3 separate regions of the Mus musculus genome follow, and all the other regions are linked to region 1. A link is a loop called in an ENCODE intact Hi-C map of the cell type or tissue named here. Cell type or tissue: left cerebral cortex. All regions are shown on one strand.

Region 1 (8,000 bases):
CCCTTTCCTTACTAGATCTGACTTCTCCACCATGGTGGTCTTTCTAGTTGTTATTGCTGTGCAACGAGGAAGCAATTTTCATAAAATTATTTTTCAGTTCTGCTAAGTTAATGACTGCAAAAAGCATTTTGTTTCTTTTCCAGAAAGCGTGAGCAAGTTTTGTTGGAAACAGAAGTTGGTTTCCAGCCTTCTCTGCCCTGGACTCAAACTGATGTTTCTCAGTGCCTTTGTAATGTGATGACTTTCTCTCTCACTCAGGTACTAATCCTATCAACACATGAAAATGTTGCTTAAAAAAAAAAAAAACTATTCTCTATTCAACTCAGCATGTAAAATCAACTCAGCAGGTAAAACCAGTGTACCTACTATCAAAAGTAACATGTTTTTCCTAAGGTGGCCTCCAGAGTACCTGCTGAAATGTTACAGGATCAAATTATGCCCTCAATAAAGTTAATCAATACAGTAATAAAGACAAGGGGTAGGAGAGCAATGTGGTTAAGATCAAGGATTACATCTTAGATTTTGTTACTTAAACAGAGTCTCAAGTAGACCAGGCTGGCTTCATACTAACTATACTGTAGAGTCTATCCTCTGACTCCTAATTCTCTGGGTGCTGGAGTTACAGCCATGAGCTACTATATTTTGCTTAGTTTTCTTATAGATTTTCAGAACTAAGCATGTTGCCCACAAAGTAGACACTCATTAAATATTAAATAAAGATCATTCAATTGACGGTGTAAGAAATGCAACATACAAAAGCAGGCATTTCAGCTGCATAGAAAATTCTATTTAAATAGCCATTAAACACAGAGGTCAGGAAAGACAGTGCAGAACACTGAACTGAAAGACAGTTCAGAGAGCTGAGCAATACAATACAATGGAATACAATACAATGGAAGTGACCTGTACTGTGGTGAGATTCATGCCAACTTAAACAGTGCAGTACCTCTCATGGGCTAACAGTGGTATCTTAACAGGAATTCTCAGTGAACTTCAAGAATAAATGTTTAAAGATTATTGGGAGCTGAAAGCAAATGGCTAGAGTAAGAACAGGAGGGGTTCTTAAAATCAAGTCTGATTGGTATTCAAACAACAAGGCAGAGACTTTCTTATCTGCTTTCTCCCAAACAGGGGTCTGGGACCTGATCACTCACCCATAACCTCCACAAAGAGTAGATGATCTCTATCTGAGCTTCCTCACTACGGTGTCTCGTGTACTGTCCCTTTCAGTTACAGTCTGCTTCCTACAATTTAGACAAGTGGCTCTGAGACTTTAACGTATATGTAAACGACCATGCAATTTTTCAGGAACCCAGGTATGAAGTAATAAATCCTGAGAGATTTGGCAAGCATCTTTAAAAACTTCTGAGGTCATGCTCATGGTCCTGAAATGTGAACCAACAAAAGTGAGGTCTAGGATCAATCAATGGTTATTGGCTGGCTAGTAGCATCATTTGGAAGATGTGGGGAGGGTTGATGAGAATGGACCCCATAGACTTATATGTTTGAATGCTTGGTCCACAGCTGGTGGAACTATCTGGGAAGGATTAGGAGGTGTGGCCACTGGGGGGGAGGTGGGCTTTAGTGTTTTACAGGCCCATAACCCCTCTCTCTTCCTCTCCCCCTCCCCCGTCCCCTTCCCCTTTACCCCCTTCTCTCTCTGGAAGACATAAGCTCTCTGCTACTGCTCCAGCACCGCACCTGCCTGCCACCATGCTTCCTGCCCAGATAATCATGAACTTATACTCTGAAACCATAAGTGTTGTCTTTTATAAGTTGTCTTAGCCATCGTATCTCTTTACAACAATAGAAAATTAACTAGGACAGAGGAGGGGTATTGGGTTTTGGTTTGGTTTTGTTTGTTTTTAAAGAACTATACACAGATCCCTTCCTTCGAACTAGGTAAACTCAAATCTCAAAGGATGCAGCCTAAACATCTCTACATAGAGAAATCACTATAGGTGTTTTGCTTTTTTTTTTTTGGTTTTTTTCTTTTTTCTTTCTTTTTTTTTTTAACATGCATGAAGTTGAGACTCTATGCCAAGCAAAGAGTGATACAGTCAGGAGAGAGGAAAACAGGGAAGAGAAACACAAGGTACCTTTAAATCATTGTTCCTGAAACTTTATCCTGAATACAGACGACCTAGAGTCTGTAATCAGTCTGTCTAGTGGGCCTAGAGTAAAACTGAGCATCCTGCAGTTCTAAATGTGTCTGCAAACCGCAGTCTATCATTAAGCACACAGATGGGTGGCTCTCAAACACATCACACCTGGGACATTTAAAAAGTGCACACATCTTGGTTCCTATCCAACATTCGAACTAAGTATCTTAAATATGACCCTTCATGAGAGTGTTTATGAAGCATACCAAGCAGTTCTAGGATGCAGAAAAGTTTCTGGACCCCCAAGTTCAAATATTAAACACTCTACGTTATTTGAGAATAGTCCTTGGGATCTTCAGGGCACAATTTCTGTCAAAGTTACTCCCAACACATCAAACTCAGTCTTGGAGACAATGTAATTACCACGGAGCACAAAGATCCTTGATACTGACTCAGAATTGAGCTGTGTTTCCTCCTTATCTTCGATGACGGGGAGTGATGTCAAATAATAAGAAAGCAAGCCGAACTCATCTTACTTGTGAGCCTCATGGCTCTCACGGAGCTGGGTGGCTCCTCTGCTCTTCAAACAGTAAAGGTAATGTGAAGGTGGCCTGACACTGGTGACAGGGTTCACATCTAAACAGAGGTCACGGGAACGTTTTCTGCTATGATAAACTCTTGTATAGTCAGTTGAATCATTTGATGATTCTTTAACTCAGTCTAAAATTAATTCCAATAAAGGAAATAATGAGTAATGCACTTATTACTTGAGCATATCTTCCTATGATTACATTTGAATCTATTGGGGACAGGACATAAGAAATGAAAGATGTTCTTATTAGAATGGAATGCAGACACAAATGCCCATGAATATATTCCTTTCCCCATCTGGAATAAAAATTCAGAGTTAGCTGCAGTCCTAATCATGCCAATTGCATCGATTTAGAAACTATAAGTATTCGTGTCAGCGTGGTTGCTAATTGGACAACTCAGCTTTGTAAAGTCCGGAAATTAAAATTCATCAAGACTTTCACTTGCTCCTTTGTTACAAGTAACTGTGAGTCCTCTGCAAAATGGCCACGATATTAGCTTATAAAAAGAGTTCTCATTGCCTTTATATCAGAGCTGTGAGCCACTAGATCATTGTTGTCTGACTTAACATAGAACTTTTGGCCCAGTTCCTCTCAGGTCTATTTCTGAAATTCCGTCTCTCTTCTGAACTCCCCAGACTGGCAGCATGGCTGGAACTCTATGGTTATTATTAGGACTTATAAACCACCTGGAACTCTGAGAGGCAGGCAGCATTCCTTATAGGCAATAAAAGAAAATACAAAATATTGCTGAAAGATATATACTCATTTTATGATGGACCAATAATTGCTGTATAAATTCGAGGCAAATGTTACCAAGAACCACTGCCAAATAACCAGATTTAATGGCCAAATACCAGGTGTCGTCTAAGCAGAAAAACAGTTTTTCATAGTAAAGTGATACTCTCTGTTGTTAACCTTATGTCCAAGAAACGCTTAACTAACTAAAACATTATATTAATTTATGATTTAAGAAAGATTGCATTTTCATTTTAAAGTGGATTCTGTAATACACTACGTATATTAAGAGACGCGGATTTTCTCTGTATGTACATTATTGTCGGACAAGGAAGTGCCCACCAAATGTGTCACAAAAATAATTTGCCCTATCTGAAAACTGCCCGCTACTCTTTCTCCACATCATTTCAGATCTTCCTTTAGTGCCAGTGCTTACCTAGGTACAATTACAATAAACCTACTAATTAAATACTCAAAATAACCTTACTGAGCAGACGGCTGCTATCACCAACACTCCAGTTTTACTAATCATACCAGAAATAGGTAGCTCAACACCACTCCCCGAGCCTTAAGTACATTGCCACAGTGACTGACATTCTGGTTAAAAATAAAACCTCGCTTCAAATATAGCTTCTTCCAGTTCTGGATAATGAATATAGTTTCATAAAAGTTGACATCATTTCTCTGATTTCACCAAAATTAAATACATTCTATATTCCTACTGGGTATCTGGCCACGTCCTCACTCAGGGTACTCACAACCTAGTGGGCATTTTAAGGAAGGGAAGAGACCTGTTTGTGTGGGGTTAAGTCCAAAGGACATCCAAACTTACAATTCTAATGGCTGCTTTGTTTATATGTGTTAGATATGCCAACGAGAAGTTGATTCCCACAGTTCATGTAGCAGTTTGTGGGTGTAAATTTTTCAAATTTGCTTATGAGGAGAATTTAAATATGTACATGTCCAAAACTAGTGAACACAACGCGCTCAAAGAGCCAAGCAATACTTCTGTACCCTGGTCTTCTTAGAGGTCAGTTCCTGTGCACGCTGTTTCAGATAGATCCAATTTTTCGTCTGATACCCATTCAAAATGCAGTCGGATGTCATACACACCCAGAAACACCATGTTTGTAGGGTGGGGTGGAGAAACTCAAACATTTTTAGCAATGCATTATTGGATATCGGCTATAAATATGCCTGTAAGCATATCCTAAAGCCAACAAAATATATGTATTTCAGTTCATCATTGTACAGGAAAGAAATCGCTTTACCAACACATCTTTCCTCCCCCTCCATTTTGGGAGGGAGTCTTATCCATCCCCCCTTAAAAAAAAAAAAAAAACTCATCCCACTCCACTACGCAACTGATGGGAGTATTAAACACTGGCTTCCACGCTGTGGGAGTTAGTGGCCTTCTTGCCACGTTCCTGCTGCTGCAACGGACATAGCATCTCCTCCTCCTATCGACCTAGTGTGATGCTCCTCCCGCTCCGGAGCACTGCAGTCCCCTAGCCGAGGGCTGCCCTGGCCACACGCACATGCAGCGGGAAGTGCCCCGGTGGGGACAGCCACATACCTTTGCTCTCCATTTCGGTCCCTTTAGAGTGCTGGGAAGTTCAATGGAAGTTGGCAGGAAGATGTGGGCCCGCTTCAGATCCCCAAATCTGGAAAGCCAATCTGATGCTTTCGCCTGTACTTCCTTCTTTCCCTTCAGGCTTCCTGAAAGATGGGATTTCTTAAACCTTGAAGCTGCGATCAGCCACCAAAGGACACTTAGCAGCAGCAGCAGCAGCAGATTTGCCTCTACATAGGTTAGGTTGCGATGCATATCTGATACTGAAAAGCATGCACAGGCCCGCTCAGAATTGTATTTTTTTTTTTTTTTTACCTGAGTCTGGAAGCTGCAAGAAGGAGCTGTCCTCGGAGCGTGGTGCTGCAGGTGTAGTGACAGATCATCCCACTTTGCTCTGGATGTACAGCAGATTTGCATGGGCGCTGGCACGCATGCGCAGGGCGTCCCCCTCCCTTTTTCACCGCCTCCCGCTCCCCCGCCCGCCCTGGCTTCTCTCCCCAATACGGTCCTCAGTATCCCAGCCCGAAAGCAGTAGCATTCGGTCACAGGAAAGCGCTGCTAAAAATAAACGCCGGACCGGATTTTCCCCTGCAAACTAGAAAATGGATTGGACTGGAACGGCGCATCAATCCCATCCGATTTTCCAGGACTGCTTACTGAAGCCCTCTAAGAGGCCGGGGTGTCTGAGCTGAGCGTGCTGCCTTCCCCAAGGCAGAGGGATTTACGAATTCTGCTTAGTGGACATGATGTGGGCTCCTCGTGGTTGCCGCAGTAACTTCTCAAGTGTCTGCCTCCCCTCTCTCCCTACAGACTTCCCAGGTCGATCCTCTCCATCCCCGTGTTTGTTTGTTTTGCTTCTCGGTGGAGTGGCAGGAGTCAGGGGCTGGTGGTACTTTAGCATCCTCCCTTTTCTGTACCGTCCAGACTGGGTGTCCCCTTTGGCATCCACCCCAGCACTGTTTCATACAGGCTCCACGGTATCTGAAGTTCTTCAAAGCGCCTGGCCCGAGGTGTTCAGAGGCGCTGTTTATCACCAAGACAGAAAGTCCCTAAAGGTGGGAAGGCACCTTATAGATATAACAATATATTTCGAAATGGAGAAATGTGGTTCCACCCCCTTTTTTATTTTTATTTTTTAATTTTTTTTAATGGCAAGGTAAACATTTTTGTTTCAGACTGTAAAGAAGGCTCAAAAGGACAAAATACCACAGTTCTTAAGCCCACACTGTATTTTGCTTATACATAAAATGTTTAATTGGGAAAATGTTACATATTTGCTAGTTTTTAATTGCCAAGATTTCCCTAAGAAGATATTTTGCTCCTCAAAACAGTTATATTTTTCTAGAGTATAAAAACGAATACAGAAAATTTAGATAACTGGAAAAGCCAAAGAACGAGATAGAGGGATCACTCACCCACACCAAGTAAGAGGAGACTCTTTCCACAGTAGATTCCCATCCCAGCTTCCAAAACGCAGAAATGAAATAAAATGTACTCACAACAAGGAACATGGGGCTGGTTATAATTTAACCTTGTAGTGATTCAAAGGGGATCCTAGGGTTTGCCAGGAAAGCGACTATGGTTATATGACTACAAATTTTTATTATCACATGACTCAACAAGACAGGGACTCTCAACAGCAGAGATGTCTTACCAGTGACTTCCTGGGCTATAACAAACCATAAAGGATGGAATCACAGAGACCATAAACTATCTGCAATTTATCTGCAGATTCAGAAGACATGCCCAACCAAGTTTTCCGTTGCATTTGGTTTTCTGCCCACCCAAAAAAAAAAAATTGCTGTTTTGGGGAGCATGTATTTCCTTAGGGAAATTTGAACAACTAAAAACTAGCAAATACTTAACAATTTCCAATTAAAAATTGGAGGATTTCAAAACGTTGGTGTCGTTTCAACATTTTATGGGTGTAGGAAGGACGCCGAGAGTAGCATCATTCTGTAAGAGCATATCATACAGATGATGTACTGTTCCTTAAAGAAATTCAAAGGTATTCGTTTTGTTTTGTTTTGTTTTGTTTTGTTTTTTATCACTGCATCCTGGTTAGATACTTATTCACACTCCTCCCTCTCTCTGGCCCACTTCCCCTCCCACCAGTCCCTTCTCCACCTATAAATAGTACCCGTCCACTTTCTTGTCTTTTTTTTTTTTTTTAATCTAGATTCCAGATATAAGATTTCCTCTGGCTTATTTTTATCTAATATCAGCGTTGGTTCCAAACATACACATGTTTAATCCTCAGACCACAACACACCAACAGACACTACCTAAAGCCTCCTGGTTCAGGTTTGAGACTCCTAGGTTTTCACTTGCAGTTCTTGTATTGTTTATATGAGTTTTAATTATAGTAAGCATAGACTTTTAATATTTGCCTACCATCGTCCCTCGGCCTGCAAACATCAGATAAGTATATCTTCAATTTCTACTGTGTATCTTTTTTAAGTTCTAGAGACTGACTCTACGGCGTTGATATTTGAGAGGCAAGCATGCTACAGCTGAGCTATAGCCCCAGCCCCAGAATGTTTGATTTTTTTTTAATTAATATTTAAGTTGATAACTTGAATTTCACTTAAAAAAATAACTACATAAACTTTGTCTTGGGATAAGGACAAAATCTCTAAAAATATCTGAACGTACTTCTGCCATCTTGCACTAGGGATTTATACAAAGCAGCATCCTCCAGATGAGAATTTTGATTGACTCCAAAACCATTAAACATGGTAAACATGGATGCCCAGATGTCTCTATGGCAGTGGTTCTCAACCTTACTAGCGCTGCTACCCCTTAATACAATGTGTCATGTAGTGGGGACCCCCAACCATAAAATTATTTCTGTTGCTACTTCCTAACTGTGAATTTCTACTGCTATGAATCCTAACGTAAATATCCATGTTTTCCAATGGTCTTGGGCAACCCTGTCAGAGAGTCATTGGACCCAAAGGGTCCTGACCCACAGGTTGAGAGTTGATGCTCTGTGGT
Region 2 (8,000 bases), 58 kb before region 1:
TTAACCTCCTCTCCTCCCAACAAGTTCCTTCTCTGCTCTCTTGATCAAGTCTTTTTATTTCATTTTGTGGTCCACTCTCTTGAACCAGGGTAACCCATGTGAGCAAGTGTGCAGCTACCCACTGGAGCACGGGCAACTCCCCAGTGGAAGGCAATGACTCTCCTCCTCCAGCAGCCATGGGAGAGAGATTGTTTAAAAGTTCTTTTTCCTTTAAGTCAGAGTTTTATGTAGCCTGACTTCTCAAAGCAAATAGTTTTTTTTTTTCTATTGGAAGATGCAATACGAAATCACTACTCCAGTTAAAATACAAGAGGAAAACAAAGCACAGGCTACCCGTGAAAATAGTCCCTGGATTTGGAGCTGAAGCAGTGGCTGAAATGACAACCAGGGATGAAGTCCCCATGAGCTCTACCTTTGCTCTGAAGGAAACACATTTTGATACATCTTAGAAACCAGGTGCTGAGCCTTTTGCATTGTACTTAAGACAGAAAGTTCTTAAGTCCTACAGAGTCCCAGTTAGAAGTGTAGTCAGGACACTGAGCTGCTCCTCCACAGGCCTTGAGCAGACCCTGGGATGAGTTAAGTCAGAATGGAAAGCCATCACAAAACTAGTGGATGAGTTCAACACTAATGCTGGGTTCCTACTGACAGTAACATAGAAGCCAGATAACAGACATCATCCTTCCTATAAGGAAGGACTATAGAAAATTATAACCTCTAAAGGTAGACTGTGGTGACACATTGGTGTGGCATCCTAGAAATGACATGTTAGTACCCCTTTTGACTTCATTATCTTCCATCATATCTCTTTCACACACACACACACACACACACACACACACACACACTAAATTATGGATGCTTTAGTGCAACAGAACGTAATAATATCTAGCATCAGGTTTTCTCCAGCACCCATAAGAATGAACACTTATCTGGTGAGATGTGGAGGTGGCCTCAGCCTCGGCTGCTAGAGATACAGAGCTAGGAAGGCAGAAGTTATCAGTGCCTCTCCCTTGTGCAGCTTCCTCATGGAGATGCAAAAATTAGAGCCTGTTGGGCTACCTCTCTGAGCATGTGCACAAGGAAACACATCAGCAAGCAAGCCCAGATGTTTCCCTCCCTTGTGGCATTTCTCTCTTCCTTAGTGTGCTCCCCCTGTTGGAAATGTGGAAACTGCAGTGCCCAATGGTGTGGAAATGCCAGTAAGGAGGAACAGAAGCCCAGTGCTAGATGTTAGAGCAGACAGAAAGTTCTTACAGAGGCTTGCTAAGAATCACGGAGGAAATAAGAACTAAAAATCATCTTTGATAAACAAGTGGGGGGTGTATCTTTTTTTGCAGCCAAAGAGCTAGACATTGGCAGCAGAATCTACCTCCTTATTTAGTTAAAGACATGCTGATTGGCCAGCTACATGTTAGCGATGCTTTCCGCAAAGCTGTTACCCTCACATGAAAATCACTAGAGAATAAGAGGAAATGCAGAAGTCTGGCTTTAGAAAACTCTGAAGAGACCCACCAATGGAGAAACTCATACTCCAAAGCCCGAGGAAGGCAGAGTTATGCTGAGATTGCCCAGGAAGTCATGGCTATTTCTTAAAGGATATTTAGCATGGAAACATGGAAATACTTACCATGGGCTCTCAACTGAATGCAGCAAATCGTGGACGTATTATGTAAGAGATGAATAATGAGATGCATAGATAATTACTGATCTGTCATTTTAAACCTGTAAAGAACCCAACTGAGAAGCTCTAAAACCACTGTAGAACCCAGCTAGTGAAGTAACAAGAACCAAAGCCATTATACACCAACAACTGAGAGAACAGAGCTGATGTGACAAAAAAGCTGTCATCAATGTAAAGAGATACCTCCCCAATCACAAGTAGGTGAAAGGGTGGCTGGACAAGTGGTGATAACTGCAGAATTATCTTTATTAATAGTTTTTTAATTTCCTTGAAGAACATCCATAGCCAGTGGAACAGAAGTAGCAATCCGACAAACGTACCAATGACTTCCAATGAATGACCATGTGACCATCCAGCTCCAGACTCATATCATCAATAGAGATAATAAGCCTTGAAACATGATGGTCCAGCCCCTGTTCTACCCAAGATGGTGAACACCAGATCTCGCGATTCCTTGGGTCGACAGCATTCAAGATCAGAGCCAGCTTAAACCACAGCTCTGCTATTAGCACCTCCCTGGATTCGAGCAGCCATGAACACATTCCTTGAAGAAGTTTGTCCTCCTGGCATTTCCCAGCCCCTAATAAAAGAGTCCTTTGGCCAATCTACTACATCTGGCTCAGTTTGACACCAGTTTGATTCTACTGATGACATTCACCAGGGTACACCCAGGAAAAAGAAAAGAATGAAAACAAGCAAACAAAAAAAAAAGGACAAAAAAGGGACTAGCCTCAAGATAATCCTCCCTGGGTCAGCAGTACCCGACCTCAAAAGGTCATCGCTAACTTTCAATAAAATTTCTCACGAGAAACACTGTATTCCCCTTTAATGTTGATGTCTGTCTTATTTAAGGCATGTTTCCTAAGAATCTCCCCCTGGTTAACTTATTTCTATCACTTGCTTTCCTTTTAAGCTCATTATCATGCGTTTGAATCAAGGCAGAATCCAAATTCATAGCCTCCAGCACGTCAACAGCTATAGCAGTCACCTTATTCACTATCCTACTGCCACCATCCTTCCTCTGGACGTTACTGAGTGTCGTCCAGGGTTAGAGGGAAGTCTCTAGTACTTCTGTTTCCACCACCATAAGCCTCTACCGCCCCTTACTGTCTGGGATAAACTTGCCTGCATCCCCGAAAACTGGAGCATGTGTTTCATTCAGACTCTTTTGCTGATGCCCCAGTCTCTGCCCCGCCCCCTTTCTGCAGATTCAAGGCTGGAAGCAAGGACTCTAATTAATATAACCTTCACTAATTCCACCTTTAACTGCTGCTTCCCTCTGTCCCCGTTTCATTCTTACGCTAGATCAAGATCATGTCTCTTCTGCCCCACCTAGGGATCCATCCCATAAACAACCACCAAACCCAGACACCATTGCATACACTAGCAAGATTTTGCTGACAGGACCCTGATATAGCTATCTCTTGTGAGGCTATGTCAGTGCCTGGCAAATACAGAAGTGGATGCTCACAGTCATCTATTGGATGGAACACAGGGTCCCCAGTGAAGGAGCTAGAGAAAGTACCCAAGGAGCTGAAGGGGTCTGCAGCCCTATAGGTGGAACAACAATATGAACTAACCAGTACCCCCCAGAGCTTGTGCCTCTAGTTATATATGTAGCAGAGGATGGCCTAGTCAGCCATCAAAGTGAGGAGAGGCCCTTGGTCTTGCGAAGATTATATGCCCCAGTACAGGGGAATGTCAGGGCCAGGAAGCAAGCAAGAGTGGGTGGGTTGGGGAGCAGGGTGGCAGGAGGGTATAGGGAACTTTCAGAGAGGAAACTAGGATAGGGGATAGCATTTTAAATGTAAATGAAGAGAATATCTAATAAAAAATTTTAAAAAGATTATGTCTCTTTCTACTAGTGCCTCTCTGTTTCTCATTTTACTTTATTTTTTAAAATTATTTTACGCTTATTTATTTTAGGTTGGGACAAGTGTCTTTGGAAGATCAGAGGTCAATTTGCAAAGGTTGGCTTTCCACTTCCACTCTATGGGTTCTGGGGATCTAACTTGGGTCATCAGGCTGGTGACAACTCTCTTTCCCACTGAAACTCTTCACTAGTCCTTCTTTTCCCAGTATATTACCAGTGTTTAGTGACCACCTAGAGAGAAATAAATCAAATTTACAGCTGTGAATGCATACCTACATACATACATATATACACAGAGAGATAGATATACATCATATACTTAAGCATATATATATACATATACATACATACAATTATACTATACATATGCAAATACATTCATATACATAGCTATACATATGTATGTTATACATATACGTATGCATACACTATAAACATTCATATACTATATATCTACATACACATATACTATGCATACATATATACTGTACACATATCCATTAATACATTTTGGTTCTCAGGAAACCCAAGTCCTCTGCATTCTTCCCCCAGCTCACGGCCCTAGAGGCAACTCCCTGTCTTTCAAGATGTGAGGTAAGCATGTCCAGTAGGGAAGGAAGCAAGACCAGAGTTCTGGTTGTTAGGCAGTGTCATTGTTTCAGACACACCACCAGGACTCCAAAGGAGCCTCAAGCAGGCCTGCCTTAAAAACCCAAAGGCCAGGAAAAGTGGCAACCAAAGTAGAGATAACGCATATGAAAATCATTGGTAACTGCAGCATTGTTATTAACATTTTAAGCAGCTGGGGTGGAGGAGGCAGGAGGCAGGACATTAAACATTAAAATGTAAGGAGCGCTAACTTTATAATTAGATGTTGTGAACATAAGGAAAATCACACCATGATTTGGAATATTGGGTTTCCATGCATGCTACTAGAACAATGGTGCTCACCTTCATCTCACAGACTTGTACTGAGGGTCAAAGGTCAAACCATTGCCTGAACATCTATTGCAGAGTACATTGCATAGTAGAGTCACGAGAGTCAGCATCACATAGTAGGGGCAGGAGAAAATCAGCTCATGGCTTGTAGGTGACATGCTCCAGCCTTCCTTGAGCCACAGAGCTAGCCTCCTTTACAGCTCATGCAGCCTGAGACAGTTGAGCACCCTCAGCCAAACGTGAGCATCCAATCTCACTCATTCTTTCCAGGCCTCTCCCTGAGGGGGAGCCTTGTAGCAATTTATAGCTTTCCTGATTTAGTGGGATCTCAGGCCAGAAAGGCAGCTTTGGGGCTCAATTATCATTAAATGTAAAGGCACATTCAGGCTGCCTGATATTAAGCGGGCCCTGACTCCTATTCAAAACGTTATTTTCTCTCTCAGAATGGTTCCCTTCCAGCTGCAATCAATATTCATTTTTTTGGCAGAAGAAACGAAAGCCGTGCAGTTTGTTTCCAAGAATCTCACTTTCACTATCCGGACTGGCGGATTCTGTAACGACAACATCCTCCTGCTCTGTGGTTTGCAATTATCCTGCATTTTCTCGAGCATTTTATGATCCTGTAAAACTGACTAGCAGGTAACAATAGCCCTGCGTTGCATAGAAAGCCCCCGTAGGTCAGAATGGTCTCCTGAGCCGCTCAGATTCTCACCAATAATGAGCAAGAATGCTGATTCTCAGTCGATGGCCGTGGAAACTAAAAATGTCATTCTCAAGTTACATTGGAAAAGAAAGAATGACTAGGATTTTGAAGTAAATGAAACATACACCTTAAATCATTCCTTTCTCTGACAACCAAGTAAATCCATTATGAGATTATTTAAAAAAAAAAAAAAGACATACTCATGAGAAGATAAAGTGGTTTTAGAAGCCAATAAATTAGCACTCTGAATTTGATGAGTAGTAGCAACCAGACCAGGGAGAACTGTGTGCGAGCATTCCTAATTCTCAAACAGCCACTGGCATGTCAAGAGGTTGAAGCCATTCCTATACTTCTTCTAAACCACACAGCCATCACCGCTGAGTCTGAGCCTTAGGTCACAGCATTGAGACTCCACTTGCATTTCTTCTGTAACTTATACAAAAAATATTTAAAAGTCATCTCTGTAGAGATTGTTACCTTATTGTTATTTTTATACAAGAGATAAACACTTCAGAACAAAATTAAGTGGTGTATCTTTCTGAAGTAATATTTGGTTGGGTTGTTTTGGTTTGGTTTGGTTTTTGTTTGTTTGTTTTTTGCAGTTAAGTGACAATTAGATAGATAGAAAACTTGAAAGAAGCACAATGAAGCAAGAGGGGTCATCCAGAAATGCCACCTGTCATTCACTGATATCTTTCACTGCATTAAGCCTAAAATGTATAGCAAACTAATTATTGTGTTAAAAGTTTGAGCTTTGGGTTGATTTTTTTTTTTGCTTTGTTTTGTTTCTGTTTATTAGATATTTTCTTTATTTACATTTCAAATGTTATCCCCTTTCCTGGTTTTGTTTGTTTGTTTGTTTATTAGATATTTTCTTTATTTACATTTCATATGTTATCCCCTTTCTGGTTTCTCTTCCAAAAACCTCCCATCCCATCCCATGTCCCCCTGCTCACCAACCCACCCATTCCTGCTTCCCTGTCCTGGCATTCCCCTACACTGGGGCAGAGAGCCTTCTTGGGACCAAGAGCCTCTCCTCCCACTGATGTCCAACAAGGCCCTCCTCTGTTACATATACACCCGGAGCCATGGGTCCCTCCATGTGTACTTTTTGGTTGGTGGTTTAGTCTCTGGGAGTTCTGGGGGTACTGGTTGGTTCATATTGTTGTTCCTCCTATGGGGCTTACAAATGTTCCCTGAATGCATGCTGCATCCCATTGCTGGAATAGGATGGGTCAATAAAAGTTCAATGTTGACTGAGTATGAAAACAAAACAAAACAAAACCACCAGCTGAAGAAAAGAGAAGGAAATGAAGACTGAGCCATACTTAAGTGCAAATAAAAGATTAAATTACTAGCTCATTCCAAAAAACAATAACTCTAAAATCAATAAAGGTGCCCACTTGCTTTCTCTAAGGCTTGAAATTGCTGAGGACAGGACATGAGGATACAATTGCCAGCTAGGAACATTCAATGTAATTATTCATGAAAGAAGCCCTTTCATAGAGAAGACACTATGGTAAAAATTAATTAATTATTAAAGTTTATGGTGGATTTTTTCACTCCAGGTGTTTGTTTGTTTGTTGTTTTTAGTCTGAGTTCATTCACCAATTTTGAACTATCAGTATTAAGTCATCTTTAATTCCTATGCAACTAAACAAAGCCAATATAGGTTACTACTGAAAGGGAAGGGAGGAAGAATTTCAGAAATACATGAATCTCCAACTTTATCTCTCAACTTGCTAACAATGAAATGAATATGAAAAAGCTCTGCAAACACTATTAGCTACTAATTTGTTACTTAAATACATACAGCTTGTGACAATTCTGGATGCAAATGGAGCATTCTGTGTATCAGAGAGGGACTGTGCTGTTTAGCTGCACCCCTAACACACTAAATATATGTTTATTCCATTATTCATTAGTAGTCCGATAGTCATATCCATCTTCCATTGCATTGAATGCAGCCTATCTCATTGTAAGAAATTTTATTCACTGGATGGACTTGCTCTAGAAATCAGCAAAAGGTTTATCATCTTTTCTATCATTTTCAAACCACTAGAAATGCGGGTGGGTGTTCATTTGTCATCCAAATATTTGGAGAAGGGTTTACAAGCCTTCTCTCCAGTCACTTCTCCAGATGTAAGCTGAATCATAAATCCGAGCATGATGACAACACCCCAAAAAGCATGCTACAAACAAATGTTATTATGAAACATGAGAGTCACTCATATTTATGACTGAACAGGTGGTTTGGACATAGGGTTGCAGCTGATCGTGAGTAAGAGGATAAACTGTGAGAGCTAAAATTTACCATGAAGATCTGCCAGTCCAATGCTTTGCTCTATACCAGAGAAACTAAGAAAGAAACAGAGATTCTCCTAAGGTATTTGATTGCTTCAACTGTTCTAAAGGTCTAGTGTATAGCATCCCACAGCAGACTCCATGGGAAATTTTTGTCAACCTCAATAATACTGTAATTGTTCCTAAGAGTCAAAGATACTGTGCATTGTTTAGAGCATACCAGCACAATGTTGTAATTGCATTGATAGATTAGAAACAAAAACAATAGCACATTTATTTAGATGGAACAGTAGGTGGCAGGTGACTGACAGCACTTTCTGATACAAAGCCAGGGATACGGAAGCAGAAAACTATATGATTCATATGATGTAACCCACAGTTATGTAACAAGCCATTCATTTATTTGACATTGACTACCCACTATATATCATACAGTCCTTAAAGGAGCTGTCATTTATTGAGTTTTAATACTGTATTAAGAATATTATTTGAAAAAA
Region 3 (8,000 bases), 120 kb before region 1:
GACATCCTGGGTACCTACCCTGTTACTGAGTCATGGTAAGAGCAAGAGCAACAACAATGAAAAACCCTGAAATTTCTGTGCACTGTTGAAAGAGAATATTTTATACTGTGTGGGAGCTAGAGCCTGGCTTATTCACCCTCTGCTGCAGCCAGCCCTTTTTTCTTTTTTTTTTCTTTTTTTTTTTTTTCTTTTTTTTCTGGCTGCTGTTTCATCCCTTCACAATTTCTTCAAAGCCTGGATGCCAATCAGGGAACTCTTGAGGAGAGCAGAAAGTTGGCAATTTTCTGAGAACAGCCAGGTTAACACCCTAAAGCATGTAGCCAGCCATAGGTAGGTGCTGCATGATGTTAAACAAATAACAGTGAGCATCATGGCAGTAAATTTACCAGCTGTATTACAAATCCAACGAGTAGAGTGAATGACCATTACATTTCCTCTAATTCTAAACCAGTTAAAGAACTTCAGCTTGGGCATCTGAAGGGCCTGAATTTGAGCATTAGCTGTGTGACCAAGGATAAGGTCTCAGAGCCTCACTTTCTTACCTGCATGTATTGGCTCTATTTCTTATACACTCCCTATGTTACCTGTTAAAGCGATACCTACCTCCAGGCAGTTATGCTGGCCAGATTAAATAGCCATGAGGAGTTCTGTGTGGAGCTTGGCATGTGCAAATAAGAAAAACAACAACTAAGATTTTCCTTGCCCCTTTTGGATCTCTAGTCATCAGTTTCTAATGGTAGCAGAAGGATGCAAGCCATTTTTATGATTTATTCATTAACTAAGTTCTCAGCCAGGCATAGTTGAGCCCTGAGGGTTGGCACTGCCTTCATGCAATGGGAGAAGCAAACAAACCAACAGACATTATGTAAGGAAGAGTAAGCACTGTGATGGTTGGAGAGATGTCTTCTACAATACTTGATCCCCAGTTGGTGTCTGCTTGGGGAGGACTAGGAGGTGTGTCCCTGCTGGAAGAAGTATGTCCCTGGGGATAGGTTTCATGGTTTCAAAAGATCATGACACCTTGAGTTAGCTCTCTCTTTCTCCTACCTCCACTGTGCTTGCATGGACTCCAACCCTCTAGGGGGTTAGCCCAGAATAAATGATTTCTTCTATAAGCTTCTTTGGTCATGGTGTCTATCACATCAATAGAACAGTAACTAATACAAATGTCGGTTCCAGGAAGTGGGCTGTCTCTGTGAAGAACTTGAGCATGTTGTTTTTTAGAGGAATATGGAAGACTGGGAGGTCTCATAGTAGAAAAGAAGTTGGATGTTTTAAGCAGAGCTCAACAGATTACTAGGAAGAACTTGGACAACAATCTATGCGGATTATGGAAGTTCAGTTCAAGAGATTATTCTAACCGTATATTATCAAAGGATGTGTCTGCTTTCTGTCTTTGTCCTAAGGATTTGCCTGACCTTGATGCTAAATTAAAAACTAGTGGACTAAATTTTGTTGGAGGAGATTCCAAGAGAGCCTAGTATTAACTCTACTGTATAGTTAAGTTATTAATATTCGCTCTTATGAAGGTCTAAGATAAAAAGAAGGATTTTGGCAGAAAGAACTATGAAAGTACAGTGTGAAGGGAATAATGACTCAAATAAATTTATTTTTGGAGCCAAGGCTTGTAATGAATAGACTAACAAGAGGCCTGGTTCCCATTGAAGCAATGGAAGGAGTGCTTCACGGCAAGACCCTCACCCAGCTGAGCTTCTGATTTGTGAAATGAGAAGAGGCCAAAGTCATTTTCTACACCTACAAAGGAACACAAACAACAGATAAGAACTTCCGGAAATGTGATCAAGAGGGCCAGGGCTCACCCAGGCTGTCAGCTGAATCATCAGTGCTGTCCACGGCTAGCTTTAGACTCATGGAGGATACACACACGTAATAAGGTTGTGGAATCTTCCTCTGCAGTCCCAGAGAGCCTCGGAGTTCAGGGTCATGGAAAAGGAATCCAGGCATGGAGGTCCTATGGGCTCATGTGTGTAGCTGTGAACGTGAAGCTTGATTTACATTGGATGGTAGAGGTGTCAGAGCCAGTAGAAATATGCCAAGCAGAGCTGCAAATAAGAAGTGTCACCTGCCCAGAAAAGCAAAACTATGGAGATGAATTGTTACCAGAGATGGGGGAAGGGGGTTTGGAGCAGAGCAGTCTGGCTACCCTGAGATACCACAGTGAAATATACATGGTGGAAGTCTACTGAACTCATAGACTGTGCTGCATTAAACCAAAGCCTTAGTGTACACCGTGGACTTCAGTGAGGTGCTGTGTGTGGCATAGGCTCATTAACTTTCACAGACATGCCATTCTGGTGGAGAACGCTGATGGTGGTGGAAAGCCATGCACATAGACTGGGACACACTTGAACTCTCTGCTTAGTTTTGCTCTAAACATAAAGCTGCTCTAAAAAGTTAAGTTTTATATATATATATATAAACACACAAACAAAAAACTAAGGTAGGATTAAAAGGACACACAGTGCAGGATAATATGAGGCTACCTAGGATGAAATTATCATGCCCTGTGAGCAGAAGAGGCCAATTATTGGTCTTTTTCTTTACATTGTATGTTGGAAGCCATACCTGTTTTCAGAGGTGGGGCATGAAGTTGAGTTAGATTGGAGATGGTAGTCTGCTCTCCAGGTGGCCAAACTGCTACTGAATGTACAACTCAGTTTCAAAATGCAAAATTCTAGAGGCTTCTTCCTGAGGAGTTCTGAGATGCCACTGCATGTTGCAGGTAGGGTTTAGCTTCTGAATATTTGTGTTTCTAGTTAAATCTGTGCACCCCAAGACTCACCATTTGTTTTGCACTATCAGGAGTGCCATTCAAGGGGCCCACATTATCTCAGTGACCATTACCAGGAACCCAATGTGCTGGCTTGATTATGGCAACTTGACATACAGCTACAGTAATGTAAGAAATGAAAATATCGAATGAGAAAATGGCCCTACCAGATTGGCCTGTGGGAAAGCCTATGGTACATGTTCATGTTCACTGATTCATATAAGAGGGACTACCTCATTGTGGAATGTGCCACCCCTGGGCTGGTGGTAAGAAAAGCAGGGTAAGCAAGCCATGAGGAAAAGCCAGTAAGCAGCACTCCTCCATGACTTTTCTTTCAGTTCCTACCTCTGGGATCCTGGTTTGAGTTCCTTCTCAGACTTCCCTGGATGATGGACTACAACCTGTAAAATGAAATAACTCCTTTACCCCCCCACCACCACCACCCAGTTGCTTTAATTCATAGTGATTTATCACAGTAATATAAACCCTATCTAAGATACCCTATAACATTGATGTGGCCACTCTGTCTGTTATCCTAGAAGAAACAAGGTTTGAAAGATGAGGTGAACTGTCCAAGCTCATAAGCTATTCGATTTTGGAAGCTGGGTGTGGTGGTGAATGCCTTTAATTGTTAGGTCCTTGTGAGACTGAAGTAGAGTTTTGCTATGATTGTGAAGCCATCTGGCCTGCTTGATAAGTAACAAGTCATTCATAAATCTATAACAAGACCCTATTTGTAGTGGTTTAAATGAGGTTGGTCCTCATAGACTCATATATTTGCCTCCTTAGATGCTGAACATTTTTGAAGGAAATGTTGTCTTGATGGGATAGGCATGCACTTGTTGAAATAGGTATGTCCCTGGGGATGAGCCCAGTCAGGCCCAGTGTCTGGTGTTCTCTGCCTGCTGCCTACAGATCAGAATGTAGCTCTCAGCTACTTCTCCAGCACCATGCCTACCTGTGTTCTGTCATGATGAGAATGAACTAACTCTCTGAAACACTAAGCAAGCACCCAATCACATTATTTTCATTATAAAGCATTGCCTTGGTCATGGTGTCATTTCACAACAGTAAATAAAAAAGTACGACACTGTCTCGTAACCCCGCCCCACCCCCTGCAACATTGAATCCAGACCTATGTTGCTTTGCCTTCAAGTTTACTCTGTCAGACAGTGGTCGGGAATCTTACCCTAGAAACTTCAGGCTTCCCTCCAATCCAAAGGCACGCATTGCCTTGTTCCAATAATTCTGCAATAATGACAGCACTGTGCTATAAAACTTGTGAATATAAATATTGACCATTGGAGCAGAGAACACGGAGACATGGGTTGAGGGAACATATGCATGTGTGTTCACAATTTTACTGTAAATCTTCTAACAGTTTCTCCAGCCTTTCCAACATGTTCTCATTGTTGTAGGACCACAAAGTGAGTCACAGGACATTGACAGATGAACAAGAGGTCCCATGCTTAGCTACTATCGGAGAAAAAATCCATATCAGGAGACCACATGTTGCCACAGTTCCTGCCAAATCCCTTTGGGTCCAGGAGGCTCTATTAGGATATCAAGGGCAGTATCAGAAAAGCCAAAAAGGAAGCCAAGGCTTGAAGTAAGATAGAAGGGATACTGTTGGGGATTAGTCAGAGAGGGAGTTCAGAGATGTCTGACTTGTATCTTTACCATGTTACTTACTAAAGCTACTGCTCCTTAGAGCTTCTGCCTCTCTTACAGTATGCAGATGGCAGTGCCAGGGTGAAGCGAGGCTCAACGCCATTACATATGCCTGACACATAGCAAGCTTCCAGAGGAGGCCAAGTTCTTTGTTGGAGTAAAAGGGTTTTCATCGTTTTGAATTCGCTGTTTCAAAAACACACTGATGGCTGGTGTTACTTCACGGCAGGCTTCATTAATTTTATTTAAGATCACCATCAATTTCAAACTGTCGACTCTGACAGTTATTTTTAAAGATATAAAATGCCTGCCGGTGGAAATTTTGAGTCGTTTCTTTCCATCTCCCCGTGAGTGAGAACAAGAGTGGTTACCCTTGTCTCTGCCCTTACTCTGGTCCAAGCTGACTCTGTCTCTCGGCAACCCTGTGATGGAGGGTTGTTACTATTCTCCCATACAGATGGGCAAAGTGTGGCACTAAGAAGTTATAACTTGCCCAAGTAGGTCTAGGCCAAAGCTCAGCTCAGAATACGGCCCTGTATTCCCATAGCTATAGTTTCCAGGCTAGAACTAAAGGAGTAGGTCTCAAGTTTGACACTTTATGGGTAAGCATATACCCAACCTACTATTCACAACTGTGTAGAATGTACTTGCATGGCTGACTTCTCAAAAGCAGTGCACACTGCACTGTAAATCCCAGAACATCCAGCAAATAAACACAAGGCTGCCAATGCCCTCTGACCTTCTGGGAAGATGGTCTTACACTGAGAGGCAGATAATTCTGTTACTTCTACTTCACTGTGGAACTCGGAATAGCTAACAATTAAATAATTCAGCCCTCCAGCAAAACCCAACTCCGGCGTTAACTCTTTACCCTGACGCTTCTTTGATAAGGAGTACAGATATAACATGGCTCTTCAGGTTATTCTAAATTTGCCAGCTCTGAAAGATTTAACACAGAAGTCCATCTTAGCATGGTCAGTTCCTCATATCCCAGCACTTAACCAGCTCAGTGAGGCAGCTTTGAAGAGGAGGATACTAAAAATGGCTTTTGGCTGAGCTATAACGGGCATCTCACTTGAGGGACAGAATCTGTAGTTAGCGTCTGGAAATGCTGGGTTCCTGCTGGGGTAAAGTTTGTGCCACTCCTTTCTGTCTTTAGATTCTTTTTAACAATTAGAGAACAGAGAGGTCAAGTAGCCAGAATTCTGAAGCCTCTTTATTACATAGGCTAACTCTGTTGATCCTAAACAGCAGTCGTAACTATGATTCAGATAACTGTTTGGAGTGCTAAGTGGGAGCTGTATATCAAGGTCTTGAGTGCTCCTGTTTTGACCCACATAAGAAAGAGCTTTCTGAACATTTGTGAAAGAGAGATTTTAGGACAACTTCCCATTCTCTCGTGCTTTTGGCACAAGGTTACCAGATAACGTGGTTAAGGTTTCTATTGCTATGACAAAACGCTCTAGCCTGAAGCAACTTGGGAAGGAAAGTGTTTATTTCATTTTAAAGCCTGCAGCCTGACTCCAGACTTAGGGCTGCTTTTGACTTAATTAATCCTCAAAGGCTTCTCAGCCTGCCTTCTAATGGCATCCAGGACCACCTGCTCAGGGGAGTCACCAAGCAGGCTGAGCTGGGGCCTCTCCTAACAATCATGAATCAAGGTGCCACAGGCTTGCCCACAGGCCAGTCTGGTAAGGGCAATTTCTCAACTGAGGTTCTCTCTTCTAAAAGGACTCTATCTTGTGTCACGTTGATATAAAAATAGCCACCACACTGGATCTAATTGTGCCAGGAAGAACCTAAGCCAAAAAAGAGACATGAATTTAGAGGAGGACTAGTCTCCTACATTAGAGTTTAACGCCTGCTTGGGACCTGGCATTTCTCTTCCAAGGTGCTACAACATATTATGAGATTAATGATATTTTCATATGTCCTAAAGATCTGCCTAACTTCTCCTTTAAATGCATTAATCTGAAGTCTTGGGTACAGCACAGCTACATAGTTTATGCAGGTAACCATATTTGGAGGGCAAAAAATTGTAAAAGATTATTTGTGTTTCCCATGTCAGGTTTCTCTTGATTCATTTTAAATGCAAAGTGCTCCCTTTCAAACTGGATTTGAAGCACTTGTAAGGCAATACCACGTCTTACAATATTTCTTTACATTTCCTCTCAAAATGTTAGGTGCATATTGGGTACAACAATGGCTGTTTACTACCCTGGCTCGGTGGAGTTTATTAAATTTGTCAGGCCCTTTGTCAAACTACATCAGCTAAGGTATGATTTAATTCACGCCTATGCATAAGGATAATTTATAATCATCCAGATAGATACATGGGTGCACCTGCTGTTTTTACAACTGACATCTATAAAGATGAATGTCTATACTGGACCAGTTGTAAACATGTATGGTGTCACATATGGCCATTAATAAATGCTTGTAACTTACTGTGACAATTGGTGCTACTCTTGTGTGTGAGATGATAGATTTACAGTCCTTATCCATCCAGAATTTTTTTAAAAATTACTAAGTACTACACAATAATGAGATCTCAGTATTGGGATTGATTGCTCAAACATATCCATTGCCATTCTCTTCTGGGACAGGATTCTCTTTAATCATCCACAGTCTTGTCTGCCAGTATCTAAGAAAAAAGAAGCTGGAGGGTATATTCAGCAAGAATCACATTTTTCAGTTGTAAACGGTCCATAAGAAATTCTCATGGCCTGCAAGAAAATCTGAAGGTTAATATTGCAATATACATTTGGGGAGGGAATGGTGGTTAGTTTGTCTGTTTTTAAGTCATTGTGACATTATTCATAAATGACAACTTCTTGTTACTAACCCATGTCCAGATAAACAGCATCCTTGTTTGTATCATTGCTTTTGGTATCTAAATGGTTGCTTTGCTCCTGCCTGTTACCCATCTTGGCCTAGTCAATGTGGTAACAGAGTGATCCAGTTCCAGTGTCTTGCCTGATGACTTGTTAAAGCCCTTGGGGACATACCATCTCTACAGAAATGAAAGGCAGTGTCCTTACTACAGCATACAAAAGCCCACAAGGACTCTCCTCTGAATTGTTTGTTTGGCTCTCTCTCATCCCAAGTCAAGTGGCTGGTCTTTGGACACTGCATGTGATCCTTCCTCCAAGCTTCTGTTCTTGCTGATCTCCTAGCTTATTCACCTAAGTAAGCCTTCATCTCCTTCTGTCATTTCAAGCAATGTATCTTGAGGTTGCTAGGCAAAGCATGCCCATACAGAATTGCTACCTCACCCCAGTTCTTTATGTATTTTCCACCTCATTTCCACTGTACTTTCTCTCTCTCTCTCTCTCTCTCTCTCTCTCTCTCTCTCTCTCTCTCTCTCTCTCTCTCTCTCTCTCCCTCTCTCTCTCTCTCTCTCTCACACACACACACACACACACATTAATTTTTCTAATTACATTCCAAAATATGTGAAGACAAGGATTTCTTCCTGTTGCATTCACTGGCATATTCTCAAAACTTAGAACATCGTCTGCCTCATATAAGCTATAAG

What was found. Peaks named below come from ENCODE experiments on the same cell type or tissue, not always from the same donor. Only the 100,000 strongest peaks of a DNase experiment are listed, where the experiment ranks them.
Region 2: a loop joins it to region 1, with 2.1 times the contacts of the local background. A loop is called at or near these places in 2 of 42 quality-filtered maps.
Region 3: a loop joins it to region 1, with 1.8 times the contacts of the local background. A loop is called at or near these places in 2 of 42 quality-filtered maps.

Annotation. Positions count from the first base shown.
Region 1 is chr16:28,747,828-28,755,827 of GRCm38, forward strand. It overlaps a transcript of Fgf12 not described here. Among named protein-coding and RNA genes, the nearest start is that of Gm46548, 110 kb to the left of the region's middle. In left cerebral cortex, a CTCF peak has its summit at 4,195; DNase peaks (open chromatin) are centred at 4,144, 4,512, 5,055 and 5,519; H3K4me3 peaks cover 3,420 bases; H3K27ac peaks cover 2,023 bases.
Region 2 is chr16:28,689,588-28,697,587 of GRCm38, forward strand. It overlaps a transcript of Fgf12 not described here. Among named protein-coding and RNA genes, the nearest start is that of Gm46548, 48 kb to the left of the region's middle. In left cerebral cortex, a CTCF peak has its summit at 1,161; DNase peaks (open chromatin) are centred at 4,800, 4,950 and 7,412; H3K4me3 peaks cover 509 bases; H3K27ac peaks cover 1,238 bases.
Region 3 is chr16:28,626,421-28,634,420 of GRCm38, forward strand. Gm46548 (a long non-coding RNA gene) reads right to left here. Exons shown (of 2, transcript XR_001781891.2): 1 at 3,981-8,000; 2 at 1-3,192. It also overlaps a transcript of Fgf12 not described here. Among named protein-coding and RNA genes, the nearest start is that of Gm46548, 15 kb to the right of the region's middle. In left cerebral cortex, no CTCF peak of the experiment used is centred here; DNase peaks (open chromatin) are centred at 4,542, 5,513 and 6,184; H3K27ac peaks cover 1,446 bases.